Linked DNA regions of Homo sapiens: region 1 is linked to region 2. Evidence: chromatin loops called from intact Hi-C (ENCODE). Cell type or tissue: endothelial cell of umbilical vein. All regions are shown on one strand.

Evidence for each region. A loop is a pair of places that touch in the nucleus more often than their neighbours do. Peaks named below come from ENCODE experiments on the same cell type or tissue, not always from the same donor. Only the 100,000 strongest peaks of a DNase experiment are listed, where the experiment ranks them.
Region 1: a loop joins it to region 2, with 7 times the contacts of the local background. A loop is called at or near these places in 2 of 110 quality-filtered maps.

The regions. Positions count from the first base shown.
Region 1 is chr12:28,769,444-28,771,943 of GRCh38, forward strand. All of the region lies in intron 2 of LOC105369711 (a long non-coding RNA gene), which reads right to left. LOC124902907 (a long non-coding RNA gene) reads left to right here and starts at 1,356. Exons shown (of 4, transcript XR_007063256.1): 1 at 1,356-1,413. In endothelial cell of umbilical vein, no CTCF peak of the experiment used is centred here; a DNase peak (open chromatin) is centred at 1,088; H3K27ac peaks cover 1,557 bases.
Region 2 is chr12:28,962,760-28,965,259 of GRCh38, forward strand. No RefSeq gene overlaps it. Among named protein-coding and RNA genes, the nearest start is that of FAR2, 190 kb to the right of the region's middle. In endothelial cell of umbilical vein, a CTCF peak has its summit at 1,019; a DNase peak (open chromatin) is centred at 972.

The DNA of each region.
Region 1 (2,500 bases), 190 kb before region 2:
CTTTTTTTTTTTTTTTTTTTTGAAACAGAGTCTCACTCTGTCACCCAGGCTGGAGTGCAGTGGCATGATCTCGGTTCACTGCAGCCTCCTCCTCCTGGGCTCAATCAATTCTCCTGCCTCAGCCTTCCAAGTAGCTGGGACTACAGGCACACACCACCATGCTGGGGTAATTTTTGCATTTTTAGTAAAGATGGGGTTTTACCATTTTGGTCAGGCTGGTCTCGAACTCCTGACCTCAGGTGATCCACCCTCCTTGGCCTCCCAAAGTGTTGGGATTACAGCCATGAGCCACTGCGCCTGGCCAATGGCTACCTCTTATTCCATCTCTTAGCAAATTGTGCTGTGATTGTTTGTGTCACCAACTGACACCTTCATTCAGGGGAGCAAGGCCTTTGTTTTTCTTATTTATCTCTGTGTCTTCATTCCTCATCTACTTGCCTGGATTTCCATCAAAGTGTGTAGAAAACAGCAAGCTCTTAATAAAAAAAACTGTTGAGTTAACTGAGTGGAGGAAACAGAATATTGGTAGGGTTCTATGAGTTGGGTAAATTGTTTGCGAAGTGGAAGTGAATTTCAGGGCCATTTGGTGATAGGATAGGAATATATGAATGGAAGTCAGATAAATCTTTATCTTTGGAGACAAGGCTGGGAAATCACACTCAATGAAATAGGCACAAGAATTTAACACCAGGCAATGACTGGAATTTGTGTAATTTTATCTCATACTGTATTGTAATTTAGGAATTGCTTATTTATGAAATTTTGCTTCATTAGGAAGAAAGCCTAAAGTGAAAGTCAGGCTGAATGTACTAACATATCACAAAGAGGTACCATAATGATATGAAGTTGGGAAACCAATAAGTACATTTAGTTTGTTTGTTTTTAAGTATAGGTAACTAACACAAACAAGTAGATAAAAGAACCATCCCTGTTTATTCATCACTCCCAAGGGATATTGGTGTTTTGATTTAGATGATAAGGATAGTTCTGTTTCCTTCATAGTCTGAGCTGTCCCTTGGGTGGAGAAGGTCAATAGGTTGGGTTGTATAAGTATGACGCATATTTCCTTCAAGCAACAATCAATTTCCTTTTTTCGATTTTGTGCTTCCTACACGCCCTCTGATAAATAGTCTGGTCTCCCGGGGGAACCACTCACCAGGAAGGGAGTGCCCTGTTCAGATCTGACCAGTCCTGTTCCCAGCCCTGGTAGTGGTTGGACCACTGAAAATTAAGAAATCTGTGTCCTAGTTAATAGCTGTCTTCATGCGTGTTATTAGAATGAATCAATTTTCCAGAGCCTACTGGGCAGTCTAAGAAATAGAATGTACCTAAAAACATATTGTCCAAGACCAGCCCCTTGCTCATAACCAGCCCAGGAGGATGTAACCCTCTATGAGTCCTGTCTGTACTCAGGTATCTGTCTGTGAGTGCTACTGTGACAGTTAATTTTTTGACTAATATAGTTATACCAGCTAGCTGATGGTGTGATTTCATGTGGCAGGCAATAGATAGCCATTGTACCTTCTTAAATCATTAGGGAAGTAAGCATGGTGAAAGTGGAGCTTCAGAGGGATTTAATCTGACCTTGCTGTGTAGAAAGGATTAAAGGGCTACAAAAGACTGGGTAGTCAGTAAGGAGACTGTGAAAATATTTCCTGAAGAAGAGGCCCTGGAAGAGAGGGATGATGTTTAGACATTATGAAGGAAGAAACTGACCACTACCATGGATGTGGGGTATGAAGAACCAGTATCAGCCTAAGATGACTCTTTGATTTTGATTGTGGACACCAGCGTGTGGCTAATATGACAGAATAATTAATCAGAAACTTAATAAAGGTTTTGGTGGCCCCTAAATTAAAGGTATAAAATAATTTCAAATATAATTGTTTTTTGAAAAAAAGAATGTCAGGTAAACTGTTTTTTCCAAAAGATTTATTAGCAACAACTCATATCAAGGATTAATATCCAAACTTTTGAACTATGATTATCAGTTTCATTTGCTAAGCTCTCATTTGCTTTTTAAAAAATTAATTCATATTAGGTGAAAAATTATTTCAGGGAGCAACTGCAAAGTTCAATATAGTCTCTGACATACAGTGCTTAGTAGGAAACATGTTACTCATATCATTTTCTACTAAGAGAATAATAATGGCATTTTAAAAAATTCAATTGCCTATTGTGAAAGGCAACACTAAATGATGGATATGTACCAAGTCTCTTTCTAAGTTATTCTCATTGTGTATAATTATGCAAGAAATCTTTTGTAAAACCATGAGGAATTCTAACCAACACCTAAGAAGCTCGTGCTGTAGATGAAATCTCATCAAGTTTTTAGAGCCCTTGATGATGCCAACCCAGGTAGCATCTTTAGGAGACTTGTATTTCATTTACAATCAAAATCACATTAAATTGTGTGTAAACACTCTGGCTGGACTCCACATCCAATATTCTTTTCGAAGTCATATGAACACAAAAGTAAAGCTAAAATAAGTAAATATAA
Region 2 (2,500 bases):
TCCAGACCTCACCTCTCTTGACCAACTCTGTCTTTCTCTTTCTTATGAGAATTACATGCCCAAGTCATGAGATTTTCATATTCTTTGGCAATTTTTAGATGATAACTCCCAGTACCAATTATTCTGTTGTAATCTCTTTCTGTTTTGAAGGCATTTTCTACGATGTCTAATACAATGCTATGCACTTAGTAGATATTCATTATTTTCTCAAAGACCACTAGGCTGATCTGTAAAATGCCAAAATAATTTGAGCTCTTAAAAGAACATCAAAGTTCTAAAGCAATAATTCCATGTAAACACATTGATAATACAATTAGACAGTAGGCATTCAAGACCAGTCCATACAGTGCTTATTTCCAGTAGCAGGAAACTAGATATCACCAGTGTAATAGTTTACAGAGGCTAGGAGAGTCAAGGGTAGGAGAGGAAGTTGTGTCTGGAGGAGCTGGAACACTAGGATGACCCAAATAAAACTTTAGCTGAATCCTTGATTTCTCAGTGGCAGGTATAGCTCAGCAAATAAAGATTACCCTTGCAAATATTTAACAAAAGCAGCCTGTTCTGTTCTTCTTAGTGGTGTTAGGGTGACCACAGTATTGAGTATTGGACTTGTTGTCCAGAATCCCGGGTATTCTTTACAGCTAAATCTGTAACAGCCAGGATCAACATTCTGCCTGGCCTTTTCATAGGAAATCTGAGTGACAGTGGTGGCACTTTTCTTACCTGCCACACATTTGAAGATCAAATGATGGAACCCAGCATTTAACGAAGAATAGACAGCAAAAAAAATTTGCCAAGTGAATAATGAATGTTGACCATTAAATCTGACCACCCATGGGTATTATTAAATACAGTCTTCACTAAATCAGAAACACAGAGCTAGGTATTCTCTGAGACTTTTTCACTTCTTACCTTTTTGTCCGTTGTTTCTTGTGATTACATAAACATTGTGATTGCACACGTGATTTAAAAAGAAACATATGTGGATACTGCCCCCTCAAGGAGATGCAGCATAACATCCACCTCTTAAGTCTGGGCTTTGCAGAGTGACTTCTTTCCAAAAGCCACATTCTGAAAAGGGTGAAAAAGGTTAACTTTTCAGTGGAAAAGTCTGACCTTGTGGTCTACCTCACCAGGTGACCAAAGTTAACATCAACAGTGGCCAGATGTGTTGATAGAGTGTACCATTGATATCACCTGATGAGAATGACACCAGCTTTGTGATCTTTTTCCCCAAAACCTATAATTCCAGTCTAATCATGAAAAAAATCAAACATCCCAAACTGGAGGACATTCTACAAAACACCTGAGTAGTTTACCTCAAAACTGTCAAGGTCGTCAAAAACAAGGAAAGTCTGAGAAACTGTCACATTGTTGAGGATTTTAAGAGGATATGACTGGTCATGTGGTACCCAGGATGGGAATCTGGGATTTAAAAAACACAAGAGGTAAAAACAAAAGAAATCTGAATAACCATGTATAAAATTATCCATGTATAATAATAACCATGTATAAATATTGGTTCATTACTTGTGAAAAGTTTACCATATTAATGTAACATCTTAACAACTGAGCAGATTGGATGCTGGGCAAAGGGGAGCTCTCTGTACTATATTTGCTAAATTTCTGTAAATCAAAACCTATTTTTAAAATAAAAGATTCATTTAAAAAAAGCAACAGCATGATCCTTCTCAAGTGAATTTTATATAAAGTCCCCCTTTTCTCTGCCTACCATTTGTAGGATCTGACCACCTGGACCCTTTCTTTTTGAGTAACTGAGCCTGAGTTGTGATTCTTGGGGGTGTGTGTGTGTGTGTGTGTGTGTATACTTTGTTTTATACAGAGAGTAGTTACTGAGCTTCATATAGCTGAACTAAAGCAAGGCTGCTTGTCAGATGCCAGTTTAGACATATAGTTACCCTGTATTAGTCAGGGTTCTCTAGAGGGACAGGACTAATGGAATAGATGCATATATAAAGGGGAGTTTATTAACTTACGTGATCATAAGGTCCCACAATAGGCTGTTTGCAGGCTGAGGAGCAAGGAGAGCCAGTCCAAGTTCCAAAACCAAAGAACCTAGAGTCCAGTGTTCGAGGGCAGGAAGCATCCAGCACAGGAGAAAGATGTAGGCTGGGAGGCTAGGCCAGTCTCTCTTTACACGTTTTTCTGCTTGCTTTTATTCTAGCCATGCTGGCAGCTGATTAGATTGTGCCCACCCAGATTAAGGGTAGGCCTGCCTTTCCCAACCCACTGACTCAAATGTTAATCTCCTTCGGTAACACCCTCACAGACACACCCAGTATCAATACATTGTATCCTTCAATCCAATCAAGTTAACACTCAGTATTAACCATCACGTACCCCCTTCCCATTTAGTGAATATTATGAATATACTGAGTGCAATATGATATGCAATTCTCCTAAGCAAAAATTCTAATATGTAACTCTAGCACCCAGAGTGCTGTTAGAAGCATTTTGGATATAGAATCATAGTAAATGA